2 separate regions of the Homo sapiens genome follow, and region 1 is linked to region 2. Evidence: read pairs that join two places in POLR2A ChIA-PET (ENCODE). Cell type or tissue: PC-9. All regions are shown on one strand. Each heading gives the region's core, and the rest is flanking DNA. Links, peaks and the distances in the headings are about the cores only.

Region 1 (8,346 bases), core at 224-8,223, 57 kb after region 2:
AGGCTTGGTTCTCAGGGCCAGGGAAGCATGGGCTTCTCAGAAGAACAAGGGCTGGAATTGATTCTGTTTTAACCCTGACTTTCCTCCAGATCCACCTAAGAGCCCTTGATCAAACCTTAAATGACCAGGCCAGAGAACACTGACTCAGGTGGGCGAATGTGCTGTGTCATTGGCTGTGCAGACAGCACTTCCCCCTCCCCCTCTTATCTCTGTTGGTGCTGTAAAAAAGAAGCAAAATGTGAGTCTACTCCAAGGAAAAAAGATACAGGGACAACCGAACTTAAATCTTCAGCAAAAACAAAAGGCCTTTTTAAATGAAAAATCATGGTATTTTAGGGTAATGCTGTCATTTGTACTTTAAACTAGTCTAGCTGATTATATTTCCAAACCTAAGGTTAAACTAACAAAAGGGTGTTTCACTTGGAGGTAACTAACTTGACAAATGCCCGGGGGAAAACAAAACAAAACATAGGAAGGAATGGTGAGTCTATTATATTAGGGTACTTTTATGTATCATGTACTTGAAGCTGCTAAATTCACCTTTTCTCTCTCCGAAGGAGAATGCTGCCTGTGGCTTCAGGTATCTCCCACAGTGACAAACATCAAAATACTGGATATCCTGTATCATAGAAAAGGTGCAATGCAATCTAACAGTATACATGAAAACAGACTCTGAAGAAAAGGCATTGCAAACAATCTGACAGTCCACAATTATAAACATCACACAGTGGAGAGATGTCAGAGAATGCTGCTGTGAAGGCAGGGAGTCCACTGCTTACAGAGAAAGCCAGTCTGGTTTTTGTGTTCAAGACTTTCTCAAAGCAGTGGTCAGATCAGAATGAATAAAACAATAAATAGCAGTGTTTCCCAAAAGCACCAAAAGATAAGAGTTAAAATGTATGGAATGCTTTTTCTACGTTCCCTAGAGGATATATCGATTCATTTAATCTGTACAATAGCTCTATGAAGTAGGTACCATTATTATTTTATCTCATTTTAAGGATGAGAAAACTGACGCACAGAGTTATAGCTAACTCAGCTGACATTGTATAGCTAAGAAATAGTAAAGCAGGGATTTGAACTCCACATCTGACCCTACAGCCTGTATTCATAACAACTCTGCTCTGTGTCTTGGCTCCAAAGTCTTCTCTGATAACCCCTCAGCTCTTTGAAACACCTCACAGTATTTGGCCTATGAAATATTAAGCACAGGTGGTTCTTTTGTGGCTGGTGGGTGTGGACTCAATGTTTTTCTCTTTCTCTTTTCTAAGTGTTACTCCTTCCATTTTAGCACAAATAATATAAAATCTAACACTTTTTTAGTGCTTACTATATGCTGGGTGGTGTTCTAACCACTTTACATATATTAACCATTAATTTATTTAATATTTACAACAACTTTTTATAACAAATACTATTCTTATTATCCCTGATTTACATTTACAAGACTGCCTTCAAGACTGGAGTTCAGTCCAGTGAGACTGAGCTAAGGTTATGACTTTATTTTTGCTATGAAATCTAATAAAAATTATACTAGCCAACATTTATTGAGAACTTACCACGTGATGAGCACCGTGCCCTGTGCTTTGCATATACCATCTCACTTAATCCTTCCCAAACCCTAATCAGTGGGAATTATATATTCCTTCTACGAATGAAGGTGAAATTACTTGCACAAGACTCATAGCTAGGAAGTGGCAGAGCTGGGACTCAAACTCACCTCTCATCTAAATCCACAGTGAACACTGTCATTGGGTGCTTACCTTGTCATGATTTTCTTTATTCCAGGCTCATTCTGTCTGTGTTTCTTTGTTCACTGAAGTCAGCCCCAAAACTGCAGAAATGAGTGCGTTACTGGCCAAAGCTTATGCCATGTCTGGAGAGGCCCAGCACAGGGGTAGGTAAAAGAGGTAGCCTTGAAGTTATTTCCCAGTCACATGAGGGAAGCACATTGGCAAACAGCCTATCTAAGATTCTAATTAGCTATTTATTCCTGTAATGGAAAAATTAGGTGGGTCACAGTCTCATACAAAATCAATTACACATTAATTTAAACCTGATAATATACCCCCACATTCGTTGGAATGTCAGTAACAAATAAATCATCTGATTTCTACATCCTCTATTTATTTTGAATCTCAGTGAGATTCACCTTCTTAACTAATAGATATCACACATACTGTGAATGTGGCCTGTGCAGTATCGGTTGATAAGGACATCCAGTGATAAATGGGTAGAGCTTTACCTCCTCCACTTTCAGTCTCCTTGACTCTTTTCCTCTGGCTGACAAGAGAGAATGTTTGTTAGCAGAATTTTCTTGACCCATATTCAATAGTTAGATACTGGGGGTTGCAGAGAAAGCCAACTGATTAATTTATGCTTCAACAATAGTTCTTTGTCTGGCAAGGTCATCTTTTTGAAAGTGGGTGGCTTTGGGAGAGACACAAATGAACCAATGAGGGAGGACAATGTATCATTCTGTGCTGGCTTGATCAGATTAATGGACACTGATGGATTCAGTGGCCTGTCAGGAGGAATTTAGGCTTCATGAAGAATATAATTTGATCATTTTAAAACTGTCTATTTTCTTTGCTTATAAAAGTAACCTTTTTGTGTATGTTATTTTCCAGTTAGAGAGAGGGACAGAATTATAGAGAAAGCTTTCCATCCTACTTTTTTCAATGCTTGTATTCCCCATGTCATTAAATAAACATTTTTTTTCAGTTTGCAAAAGTTTTGATCTTTTAATTATTTTTTAAGCATAAACATCCATTGAAGACTTCCTGATTCTTTGTTTTTCAGCTAATCCTCTTTCTCCTTTTAAGATTTCCTCGTCTATATTCACAGTATATATTCTCCATACAACTTGAGCTTTTTAAGAGTAGTCTTTGTGGTTACAAGAAATTTAGTCTGTAAATATGTACAAATTTTAGCTTTTTTTTAAGTGAGAAAAAACAAGCGTTTATGTTTATAGAGTTGAGAGATTTCAAGGCCACCTCATTATTTTCTTATATACTAATTTTTAACTTTAAAAATATAGATTTTTATATTATATCATTCACTAAATTCCAGGTGGATTAACATTTTATGCACCAAAACTAAAAAAGTAAATTAATGAGAAGAAAATACAGTACTGGAAAACAAATACTAAAATTAAAAATTGGAGGAAAGAATTTTTCTAAGCACACAAAGACATACCATAAAAGAAGAGTTTGATAGATTTCATTACAAAAAGGTCTAAAGTTTCTATCTGTCACAAAGTACCATAAATAAAAGTGAAAACAGTGTAGTCAAGATGAACAGATAACCTGAATAGACCCATAACTATTTCTTTTTAATAAATTTGTAGTTTATCTTTTAAGAAAGAAATCTCCAGGCCCAGATGATTTCACCGGGGAATTCTGTCTAGCATCTAAAGAAGGAATAGCACCAATTCTACATAATCTGTCTCAGAAAACAGAAGAGGAGAAAACACTTTCTATGAGGCCAGTATTACCCTGATATCAAAACTGGGCAAAGACATTACAAGAAAAAAGATGACTACAGTTCAAGACCTTTCATGTGTGTAGATGAAAAAAGCAACAAAATATATAGCAATATATAAATAACATACCATGATCAAGTGAGATCCAGTGTGTTTAGGGTGGTATGGTCACAGACCTCCGTGATCAAGTGAAGTTTTTTCTTAAGGATGTCACACTGGTTTAATATTCAAATCTCAGTCAGTTTACCTCTACCATATTAACAGTCCAGTCATGGAAAGCTCATGATTTTATCAGTTGTTGCAGAAAAAGCATGTGACAATATTCGACATCCATTCATGATGGAAGGAACTTCTTTAATCTGATAAAAGGCATATACCAAAAACCCTGCAGCTGATTTCATGCTTAGTGGTGAAAGACTGAGTACCCCTTAAGATCAAGAACAAGGCAAGGATGTTCACTCTCACTGCTCCTATTCAGCAGAGTACTAGAAGTCCAGCAAATGCAAGAAGGCAAGAAAAATAAAATGGTCCCTATTTGCAGTCAAAATGATTGTCTCTGTAGAAAATGACAAATAATCTACAAAAATCCTAGAACTAATATGTTTAAGTGTAGCAAGGTCACAGGATACAAGGTCAATGCACAAAACTTAATTGTAGTTCTATATAGTAGCAATGAACAACTGGAAACAAAAATTTAAAAAAAATCACAATAGCCCCATCCCTGCAAATGAAATATTTAGGTATAAATCTATCAAAATATGTACAGTATTTATGTGCTGAAAACTACAAAACTGATGAAAGAAATTAAATATGACCTAAATAAATACACATACTATGTATGGATTGGAAGACAATATAGTAAAGATATCAGTCTTCCAAGATTGATCTGCAGATTTAACATAATTATAATCAAAATCCCAACAGAAGCATTTGTAAATATAGACAAGCTGACTAACATTTGTGTGAAAAAGCAAAGAAATTAGGATAGCTAAAATGGTTTTGGAAAAGCATACAGTTGGAGGAATCATAGTACTTGATTTTAAGATTTACTATAAAGCAGTAATCAAGAGAATGTGGTATATTGGTGGAGGGACAGATACTAATAACATATCTCTCTATAATCAGACACCAATAATATCTCTAACAGAGATAGAGTTATTGGAACACAATGTAGTACAGAAATAGACCTGTATAATTATGGCCAATTAATTTTTGATAAATGTGCAGAAGTAATTCAATATGGAAAGGATAGTCTTTAAAACAAATGATACTGCAACAACTGGATACCACATGCCAAAAAAAAATTGGACTCTTACTCATGCCATACACAGACATTAATAATGGACATTGTCCTAACTGTAAGAGCTAAAATTTATATTTACATAGAAAAAAATAGGCTTTAAAAAAGTACCAAGGCCTGGATACAAACTAAATACAGAGGCCAAGGTGAGAAGATCACTTGAAGCCAGGAATTTTATACTGGCTTGGGCAACATAGTGAGACCCCATCTCTACCACAAAAAAAAAAAAAAAGAAGAAGAAGCTGGGTGTGGTAGCATGTGCCTATAGTCCTAGCTACTCAGGAGGCTGAAATAGGAGGATTGCTTGAGTTAAGGGTTCCAGTCTACAGAGAGCTATAAGCGTGCCACTGCACTCTAGCCTGGGTAACACAGTAAGACCCTGTCTCTAAAAATAATAAGACCAAAATTCATGTGGAAAATAAGTTTAAATCATACTAGTAATTACAAAAATAAAAGCAAAGTTACTCTTTTTGTCTAACAAATTGTCAAAATTTTAAAAAATGATAACACCAGGATTGATGAGATTTGATAAAAACTCTGGAGAGCAATTTGGCAGGATGTCACACATTTTAAAATGGTATGTATCTTTAAAAATGCAAGATCAAAATTTCACCCATCCTATGTGAAAATTTTAAAAATTTAAAAATATATAGCAGTTGGCAAATTCATAACTAGTAGGAGTGAGTGTAAATTGATATTAAATTTGGAGTCTAATTTGATAATATCTAGTAAAATTTAAAAGGAAACATGAATAAAGATGTTCACTGTGTCACTGATTATAATTGTAAAAAATAACCCAAATATATATATCAATAAGTAAAAGGAAACTTTGGTGTATTCACTACATGGAATTTTGTAGCTGTTAAAAGAACCGGACTTGGGCTGGGCGGAGTGGCTCACGCCTGTAATCCCAGCACTTTGAGAGGCCGAGGCAGGTATTTTGCCTGAGGTCAGGAGTTTGAGACCAGCCTGGCCAACATGGTGAAACCGCGTTTCTACTAAAAATACAAAAATTAGCCGGGCTTGGTGGCATGCGCCTGTAATCCCAGCTACTCAGGAGGCTGAGACAGGAGACTTGCTTGAGCCCAGGAGGCGGAAGTTGCAATGAGCCGAGATCGCGCCATTGCACTCCAGCTTGGGTGACAGAGGGAGACTCCGTCTCAAGAAAAGAAAAGAAAAAAAAAAAAGGACCGGACTATATCTGTAGATATCAAGGTTAATTTTTTAAAAGTATTAAGGAAAAACAGTTGCATTTTTAGGACATACAAAATAATACTATTGTTTATAGTTACATTTAGGTAAACATTAAACTACAAAGTAAGATTTCATTAAAATGTAAACAGAATATGACTTTGTGAAGAGATCTGTAAATCATATCCACACATACATGCAGTCACACAAACTGTATAAAATGGTCATAACTATTTGATAGTGCTGGAAGTAGATAAAAAGAACAAATTGCAAAGCATTTATTTTGAAAAAACTGCTGGAGCTTTGAGTAAAGAGAAAATCAGTGGCCCTCCTGCCTGGGGCTGCTTCCATCCAGTGCCCCAGGTCGGTCCATGAGAATTGCAATGTTATCACCACGGGCCGCACAGGAGAACCGGCAGCTTTGCTGGCATTGGAGGCAGACTTAATATGATGAAAGGGATAAAAACACACAGGTTTATCAGATAAAGGGGGCAAACTCTGGAGGAAATGAAAAGAGGATCGCCTGCATGTTGACACTAGCCTGAAGTTGCTGTTCTGGTTGGTGTGAGTGGCATCAGAAATTTTAATGGGGAGACCACAGAAGGGCTAAATGAGCTCTCCCCACATCCCTGGATACCCACAAAACTACATACATGTGTAGGGGATACTTGAAAGCCTAATAAAGAGTAACAACCAAAGAAGACTTGAAATGTGTGAGAGCTTGGAATGCATTTTTGTCTACATACAGAGCAGTTGACAGGATGGGCGACGTATAGGCTGAAGGTATTTAAGCACAACCTCTGCCCAAATCAGTAGGTCAACACTAAGCTATGCAGACACAGGAGTGAACCCCAGAAATCCAGATTAAAAATAATAAGCACTAAAATCTGAGCAGAAACTTCTGGTTTCTGGTCTGGTATATAAGGAGTTTGGAAGTCATCACTTTATCCAAACAACAAGTAAAAAGCAAAATGAAATATTAACTCCTCTTAGATCTGTCACAGAGAACTAAGGTCACATGGCAAACCAGTGCCCCACAAATTGGAGAGACAGCAAAATAAAGAGAATCACAATGTACCAAAGTAGAAATCTATCTCCACAGGAACCAGTACCACAGACTTGACGTAAAGAAATATTAAAAGAAGTTCTTCAGAGAAAAGGAAAATGATACAGAAATTCATAGGCACATAAGGAAAGGAAGCTCACTGGAGAAGAAATGTGATCATAAAATAAAAAACTCATTTTTCCTATTCTTAATCTAACAAATAACAGTTTGTTCAAATTAGGAGCAGAAGGCAGGGATTAGGATTATTTTGTTATTATAAGGTACTATATAGTGTTATTTGTAAGTGAACTTGGAATGATTGTAAATGTATATTGAAAACTCCAGGGCAACTACTAAAAAGAGTTTTTTAAAAAAGTGTAACTGATATGCTAAAAAGAGAAACTGGAATATATGAAATGCTCAATTTAACAACAAAAGGAGCTGGGTGCAGTGGCTCATGCCTGTAACTCCAGCTACTCAGGAGGCAGAGGTGGGGGGTTTGCTTGAGCCCAGGAGTTTGAGGCTGCTGTGAGTTATGATCACACCATTGTACTCCAGCCTACGAGACAGAATGAAATCTTGTCTCTAAAAAAAAAATAAATAAATAAAATTTAAAAAGCAAAACCACAAAAGGTAGGAAAAGAGTGAAAGACAAAAATATGAACAAAGAAAAAGGACCAACAAATAGAAAAGTAACAATATGGTAAATGTTAATCCAACTATATTAACAATTATTTTAAACATCAGTGGTCTAAATAAGCCAATGTAAAGAAAGATTTTCAGAGTGATCAAAAAACAACGCCCAACCATATGTTGTCTACAATAAATCCACTTTAAATATAAAGACACATAGATTAAAAGGAAATGGATGGAGACAAATACACTATACTAACATTAATCAAAAGAATGCAAGAGTAGCCGTACTAGTTTCAGCCAGAACAAACTTAGTGCAAGGAAAGTTATCAGGGACAAAGAGGGGCATTACATATGATAAAGGGGTCAGTTCTCCAATAAGACATACAATCCTTAATGTGTACGTGCCTAACAAGAGTTTCAAAATATTTGAGGCAAAAACTGATGGAACTGTAAGAAGAAATAGATGAATTCACTATCATAGTTGTACTCTTCAACACCCCTTGTATTAGTCAGGGTTCTCTAGAGGGACATAACTAATAGGATAGATACATATATATAAAGGGGAGTTTATTAAGGAATATTAAACTCACAGGATCACAAAGTCCCGCAATAGGCCATCTTCAAGCTGAGGAGCAAGGAAGCCAGTCCAAGTCCCAAAGTCTGATGTTTGGGGGTAGGAAGCATCCAGCA
Region 2 (8,346 bases), core at 162-8,161:
TAAATTCATATTCCTTGAAGTTCAGTACTTCCTAAGCAGAAAGTAGTATAACTTCACAGAGATAGTGCCCAGAAATCTATCTGAAATTCTTTATGACAATACTCAATCTTTAAGTAGCACTTGTATTTTTAAATAGTTGGATATATTGTAACATCTTTTCCCTTTGCCTATTGAATGCTTCTACCTTAAAACTCACTGTCGATGGATTTATAGGGTATATTCCAGAAAAAAAACAAAATAACAACTTCTCTTTATGGTTTGTGTCAGACCTAAGATTACAAAAAATACTTATGTATATTCTTCTAGTATTTTTCATCATTTGTTTTATATTGTAATGTTTAAATGCTTAATCCACCTGACATAGTTTGTATATGAGTTGGAGACCTAGATTTCCTTTTTCCCAAAGGGGTTGCAATTGTCATGACATAATTATTCTTTCTATCCATTTCTTTATCTAGTCATGTGTTAGTAACAGACATAGGCTCTTAATTTATGTTATATTTTGATACATAGCAAGATTACTAAAGGGTACACTTTCGGTAAAAGTGGAATGGCAGGATATATAATGATTAGTGCACTGGGAATAAGCTGCCTACAGGGCAGTGGGATCTTCTGGTGTCGTGCGGAGACACGCCCTTCCTTTCTCCAGCACCGTCCCTCAGTATACCCGGTACACTTGCCTTGAGCCTTTACACACTTTGTGTTCTGTCCTCTCTCACAGTCACCCAAACAGTGATAGCCAAGGGCATAAGCAGCCGCAAGAAGCTGGAGCTCCTATGTAAAAGCTAGCATTCAGTAAAATTCCATAACAAGAGTTGTGCCAACATACAATCGTGACTCTATAGGGGTACAGAATATCAGGTTGGACCAGATACTAGATCAGCAGTCAGCAGTCCAAGTCAGGAGAAAAATGTGCAAAAAACAGGGGCTGACTTTTGCAATTCTGGCATTTTGTGCCTGAGGTAAAATCTAAATCTGAATTTGTCTCCTAGGATGGGAATATACCGCTGCTTCTTGCTGTACAAAATGGTCACAGTGAGATCTGTCACTTTCTCCTGGATCATGGAGCAGATGTCAATTCCAGGAACAAAAGTGGAAGGTACTCCAGAATTAGGCAGAAATCATGTGACTTCAGTGATACCCACATTCTGAGAGTATTTCAAAATATCACAGCTATATTTTGGATCATTTGTTATAAGGGATTTTTAACTTCTTACCTTTTTAAAGTTCTACTGTTTCTGATAATCAAGAATCTATGTTGACTTTAAAGCAATTTTCCCCAGACATCTGTGGACATCATTGCTGGCTAAGTCTGTGAGGAGACTATTAAATGCTAATGTGAATAAACAATTTCCTGTGACTTTCTATGCAAAATAAAACAAACCTATTGGTTGTTTTGGAGAAATGGTCTTAGAAATATATATGTTATTTAAAATGCTTGAGGTAAAACAAGGATAAGATTCATGCCAGTCATATTAAATCCCATCATATTATGCCAAATAGTATAGAAGATTGTGTTGTTTGACAAAATGTGGTTTAATGTTTTGATTTAATCTGAAGTTTAAAAAAAAAAAAAACCACCTAATTTCATCTTGATTGCATTCCACTTCGAATTCCCTGAAGATTAAGTGTAATAAAGGTTTAACTGCACTTAATCTTCTTTTCTCTTTTTTTAAGACAACTGATTTCCCAAGAAAGACTTTTTACATTCTCTTAGTACTAATTTTGTGTCTCTTTTTTCCTTTAGAACTGCTCTCATGCTGGCCTGTGAGATTGGCAGCTCTAACGCTGTGGAAGCCTTAATTAAAAAGGGTGCAGACCTAAACCTTGTAGATTCTCTTGGATACAATGCCTTACATTATTCCAAACTCTCAGAAAATGCAGGAATTCAAAGCCTTCTATTATCAAAAATCTCTCAGGATGCTGGTATGTAAAAGAAAATAGCCAATGTTGTTTTAAGTTTATCCACTCCATTTTCCCCAAAGGATAAAGGAATGTGTGCAATATGATATATTTTATTATTCTTTTAAACATATTCTTGAAAAAAAAAGGAGTGTTAAAAAATATTGTATATGGTGTATGTGTGTGTATCCCCCCACCCAAAGTGAATATGAATCATTATGCTTCTTATAGTTCTTTTTTTCACTTTTTCCTCTATAGATTTAAAGACCCCAACAAAACCAAAGCAGGTATTTATCTTTGGGGGAGGCTTCTATGTTTCATTTATGCTTGTGGGAATTTAAAAATGTTCAGATTTAACCACTCTGGTCCACTAGTAAAGTAATAAAGACTATATTGAAAATACTTAGGGACTGAAATATCTTTGAATAAATAAGTCATTGTTATAAGGTGTTAAAGGTTGCCAGGCCGGGCCGGTGGCTCACGCCTGTAATCCCAGCACTTTGGGAGGCCGAGGCTGGTGGATCACCTGAGGTCGGGAGTTCAAGACCACCCTGACCAACATGGAGAAACCCCGCCTCTACTAATATTACAATATTAGCCGGGCATGGTGGTGCGTGCCTGTAATCCCAGCTGCTCGGGAGGCTGAGGCAGGAGAATCACTTGAACCCAGGAGGCAGAGGTTGCGGTGAGCTGAGATTGCACGATTGCACTCCATCCTGGGCAACAAGAGTGAAACTCCGTCTCAAAAAAAAAAGGTGGTAAAGCTTTCCTTAATAATTTGCTTTATTTCAAAAGCATGTAACTTTAAACTTGCTACTTATATGTTCATCTTTTTCTGAAATGTACTAACTCATACTTCCTATTGGTGTGAAAATGTTTGATGTGGCTTAAACTCTGTGACTGAATAACACTGTTTTAAATACTTGTAATATCACATGAGCTACAGAGCTTCAGCCAGAAAATGTTAGCTATTTAATGAAAATAAGAGAATTTAGCCTTTTCTTTTAATTAGGGTTTTTCTAGAACGTCATGTGGTGTTACACAAAGTAGAAATTGAGTTTGCCCTGTTATTGTGTAGTTTTTTCTAAAAATATATTGTCACTATCTGTTTTTTTGATGAACAGTATATGTTTGGTTGTTTATTTATTTACACATCTACGTTCTTGAAGAAATCATAAACAGCAAATACTCAATACTAAATTTATGTGCTAACTGTATTACTTACCAGTAACCTTCAAAAATGAAGTTATCCCTTTCCCTCATATTTATAGTCTTTAAAAAAAGGAATGGAAGTAATGCAGACGTGTGGGAAATACCATTGCTTTTCATTAATACAGAAAGCTGGCTGTGATTGTATTCTGGATTCTAAGTTGTAGTAGACCTCAACCTCTACTTTCCCAGTTCTCCACACCAACCTAATCTGGTTTTGTCTCATGTGTTTTTATTTTCTTGCTATTAAAGCATGGGCTGCTAGGAGAATACTTGTGCATGCATATTATTTATTTTTATGTTGGTAGCAGATTTCAGATTTTGATAAAGTAAGAAATGTATGAACTTTTGAGGTTTTTCTCATGTGTTTGATAAAGCTACTTGCCCAGACTTTACTAACCAAACTAACCCACCTCCATTCTTTGGACTGTGATAACTTTCAGCATGACCAAGTCTCTAAAATAAGCTCAGAAAGAAGTGGAACTCCAAAAAAACGCAAAGCTCCACCACCTCCTATCAGTCCTACCCAGGTAAAAACAAAAGCAAACCAACAATCAATAAACGCACCACAAGAAAGCCATAAATTTGTCATTTTGTTTAGGCCAAAAAGGAATGTTTTAGAACTGACCTTTAAGTGCATATTTAAAATTTTCCTTAGCAGTTTTAAATTACAAATTGTGGTAAGAAGGATTGATGATTAGTATGGAAATAATGTTGATTCTTATCTATTTTTAAAAAAACAGTAGAATCGAATAGCCTCTTTTTGAAAAGTCTCAAGGAAATTTCTCAAAATCTTATCACAGAAACTTTCCCTTAAGATAAGTTCAATTTATTTTTAGTTCCTTATGTTAAAAGATCTAGTAAGGACTGGGAGAATGAGTAGCCATTGAGGCAATTAGTTGAAAATGAATTTCAGTTCGTTTCTTAAAACATTGCTGCAATACATTTGCCTTTTTAATTGCTTTTAAGGTTGGCTAATATTAAAAGTAGTTTTCATTTCTGAGCTTTATAGTGACGGTTGCATAGAGGAGGAAGCTCAGTAATCTATGTAATGGCAGGTAAAAACACATCGAAATTTGTTATTTAAAAATTCATAGGCCATAAAGAGAATAATCCATATTTAAATAGTAGAGAGGAATAGCTCATCTCATAAGTATTTTTTAAATGTATGTTAGCATACTTATTAATATTCTTAACCTGCAATAGAAGTTTTATAGATTTTTAAAAAAGTGATTCTAATATAGGAGCACAGTTATATTCTGTAAACTTTCAGAAAGTATTTGAAGTAGCTGAATTGCACTGAAAATATTCTACCCGTGAATTAATTGATGCCAAGGATACTTACTGTTAGATTTCATTGCATTGGTTAAACAGGTTGATTCTTCGGCACTGGAGAAGAGGAGTTTGAAGATACATTCTTTATTAATGATTTTCATTTTGTTTCTTTTTTAGTTGAGTGATGTCTCTTCCCCAAGATCAATAACTTCGACTCCACTATCGGGAAAGGAATCGGTATTTTTTGCTGAACCACCCTTCAAGGTATTTCCTTTCTGTATTCAGTTTTGTTACTGTATTTTAAGATACATGATAGACTTGCTTTAAGTTATATAACACTGGGAAAAACAGAATATACTTCTGAATCATTGGTTCACAACCTTTTCACCATGAAGTACCCCTTGATTATTTTTTCTGGCATGGACCCCATAAAGCAAGAATGTGTACAGCTAGTTTGTATCCATAATAATTTAAAATTTTTAAAAAATCATTGAGTGAATAAATTAAATTTACAAACCAATAATTGATTTTCTTCATTTAAAAAAAAAAGAGACAAGAGGGCTGGGTGCAGTGGCTCACACCTGGAATCCCAGCACTTTGGGAGGCCAAGGTGGGCAGATCACCTGAGGTCAGGAGTTCAAGACCAGCTTGGCCAACAAGGCGAAACCCTATCTCTACTAAAAATACAAAAACTAGGCCGGGGTTGGTGGCTCACGCCTGTAATCCCAGCACTTTGGGAGGCTGAGGCAGGTGGATCACGAGGTCAAGAGATCGAGACCATCCTGGCCAACATGGTGAAACTCCGTCTCTACTAAAAGTACAAAAATTAGCTGGGCATGATGGTGCGCACCTTTAATCCCAGCTACTTAGGCGGCTGAGGCAGGAGAATCACTTACACCCAAGAGGCAGAGATTGCAGTGAGCCGAGATCGCGCCACTGCACTCTAGCTTGGCAACAGGGCGAGACTCCGTCTCAAAAAAAAAAAAAGAAAAGAAAAAAATACAAAAATTAGTTGGGCCTGGTGGCAGGCACCTGTAGTCCCAGCTACTCAGGAGGCTGAGGCAGGAGAATTACTTGAACCCAGGAGGCAGAGGTTGCAGTGAGCCAAGATCGGGCCACTGCACTCCAGCATGGGCGACAGAGCGAGTGTCTTGTGGTGGGGAGCAGGGACAAAGTTTACTTATATGGAATCTAAAAAAGTTGAACCCATAGAAGCAGAGAGTAGAATGATAATTGGGGGAGTGGTGGGAGGTATTGGGGAGATGTTGGCTAGACGGTACAACATTTCATCCAGATAAAAGGAATAAGTTCAAGAGATCCATGGTACAACATGGTGACTATAGTTAATAACAATGCATTGGATTCTGAAAATCACTCAGGGAGCAGATTTTAAGTGTTTTCATCACAAAAAATGATAAGTGTGTGAGATTAATTAGCTCCATGGCCTTTTCACATTATGTACGTATTTGCAGACATCATGATGTACATGGTAAATACATACAACTTTTATTTGTCAACTAAAAAATAAATTAATTTTTTCAAAAATAAGGTGTGGAAGTTACCAGCTTCTACCTGTTATTCTCCTCATTCTTTCCTGAATGCAGAATATTGAGGAAATGCCAAAAATTATATTTCAGGAACTTCTCTATTTATAATGAAATATTCTAGATTGGATCCTGGGACAGAAAAAGGCCATTATTCGAAAAACTGGCGCAATTTGAATAAAGTTGTAATTTAGATAGTAGTAATTTACCAATTGACAAATGTATAATGGCTACATCTGTTGTAAACATTAGAAGAAATAAGTGAAGGTTTCTATCTTGCAACTTTTTTATAAATCTTAAATTGCTCCAAATACAAAGTGCTAAAGTTTTTTTAAAAAGAGACAAAGATAAGAACTTACTAGATAAGCAGTCTTCTTACCCAATTAAGTTTATATTAATTCCAATCAAAGAGACAGAAACTTGTGTTATTCTCTGTTGTCTTACTGAGAATTGTATAGTTAATTTTTTTCCTGACTATAAAAGTAATATGTATTTATTTTACAAATGTTAGAAAATCCATTAGGTTTTATCCACCTGGTTCTGTAGATTTGTGGTTGCAAAACATTTTAAGGAAGTGGGAGGATATTTCCATTTAATATCTGTTTAATATACTGAGAAATTGTACTCAAGGGGGAAATAAAATTTATAATTGTTAACATGAAATTTCGATATTTTATATTTACTTACTTTCCCTTATTTAGAATTATTAAAGATGTTTTTTTTTAACTTGGATACACATTAATCTGAAACAGATTCTATCAACCTATCATTTCCCTCACTTTAGACTTTACTAATAAACTCTTCAGATGAATTTCTATGTAAGACAAGGCAACTATACTCTTATAGTTAGTACGATAATATCTTCTGATATGACTGTGCCTCAAAGAAGCAGTGCAATCCGAAGAATATCACAAATTATGATTTTTCAGAGGTAGAGTATAAGACTGTCATTTCTGAAAAAACAACAACAAAAAAAAACAAGATAAAAAGTGACATTTATTCCTACGTTAGCTTAGGGAGGAGACAAAAGTGATATCTAGGCCAGGCTCGGTGGCTCACAGCTCATGCCTGTAATCCCAGCACTTCGGGAGGCCAAAGCGGGTGGATCATGAGGTCAGGAGATCGAGACCGTCCTGGCTAACACAGTGAAACCCCGTCTCTACTAAAAATACAAAAAATTAGTCAGGTGTGGTGGCGGGCACCTGTAGTCCCAGCTACTGGGAAGGCTGAGGCAGGAGAATCGCTTGAACCTGGGAGGCAGAGGTTGCAGTGAACCAACATTGTGCCACTGCACTCCAGTCTGGGCGACAGACACTCCATCTCAAAAAAAAAAAAAAAAAGAAAAAGTGATATCTATTTAAAATGGCTAAAGTTTAAAAAGACTGATACTACCAAGTGAGGATTGAGGATGTTGCAGAACTAGAACTCCATTTCCTGCTGGTGGGAATCTAAAATGGTATAACTATTACCAGTTTGGAAAGCTGGAAGTTTCATTAAAGTTAAATATAAACCTAATATATGATCCAGCCATCCACTCATAGGTGTTTACCAAAATAAATGAAATTGTATGTTTAGACACAATCTTGTATGCAAATGTTTGTAGCAGCTTCATTCACAACCTCCCCAAATTGGAAGCAAACCAAATGTCCATGAACAAGTGAATAAAGATAATGAGATATACCCATATAATGAAATATTATCTGCCAATAAAGAGGAATGAACTGTAGTGCAAGTAACAACATAGTTGAATCTGAAAAGTCATCATGCTGAGAGAAGCCAGCCACCAAAAAATTCATATGGGATGACATTCCATTTATAGGAATTCTAAGAAATGTGAAAAAAAGAGTTGTGGTTGCCTAGGAATGATGCGGGCAAGGACTGGTTGTAATGAAGCATGAAGAAGCTTTTAGGCATAATGAACAGATTCTCTATCTTGACTATAGTGTTGGTTCCATAGGTATACATCTGTCAAAAACTCTTCAAATTGTAAACTTGGCTGGATGCAGTTTATTATACGTTATATAGTGGAAAATATAAAAACAAGTAAATTTGTTATAAAAGTGAAAGGACTGCTTTTTGTAAAGATAAGCACTTAACTAAAAATAAGCTACTTTATTATTTAGCATTTGGGCTTTTACAAAGGTATCTCTGCTGAAAAATTCTCTTATCATTGACTGGCTCATTCGGATGCCACATTGTAATTTTTAGCAAGTCACTGTAATGTTTTGAAATGAGATTGTGGCTTTGAAGTTCCAAGAATTTTTATGGTATATTAACAGATATTCAGGGACAAAGCATTAGAGAAAATCTTTAGGGAATCTATTGCCAATCTGAGACCATATGATATTTATTACCATTTCCCTTAGAAAAGTTAATAGTAACTTTAATAGCAGATAACTTATAAAATGATAAAGCT

What was found. ChIA-PET counts read pairs that join two places held together with the same protein. Peaks named below come from ENCODE experiments on the same cell type or tissue, not always from the same donor. Only the 100,000 strongest peaks of a DNase experiment are listed, where the experiment ranks them.
Region 1: POLR2A ChIA-PET joins it to region 2 with 20 read pairs; 2 of 35 experiments call an interaction of 5 or more read pairs at or near these places.

The regions. Positions count from the first base shown.
Region 1 is chr5:34,867,117-34,875,462 of GRCh38, forward strand. TTC23L (tetratricopeptide repeat domain 23 like) reads left to right here. Exons shown (of 11, transcript NM_144725.4): 8 at 1,789-1,897. It overlaps LOC124900959 (a long non-coding RNA gene), which reads right to left and starts at 2,344. Exons shown (of 2, transcript XR_007058729.1): 1 at 1,764-2,344. RefSeq lists an enhancer at 1-671. In PC-9, for the core only: no CTCF peak of the experiment used is centred there; no DNase peak of the experiment used is centred there.
Region 2 is chr5:34,810,020-34,818,365 of GRCh38, forward strand. RAI14 (retinoic acid induced 14) reads left to right here. Exons shown (of 18, transcript NM_015577.3): 8 at 993-1,099; 9 at 1,748-1,926; 10 at 2,161-2,189; 11 at 3,555-3,641; 12 at 4,564-4,650. Among named protein-coding and RNA genes, the nearest start is that of TTC23L, 25 kb to the right of the region's middle. RefSeq lists a silencer at 7,631-7,831. In PC-9, for the core only: no CTCF peak of the experiment used is centred there; no DNase peak of the experiment used is centred there.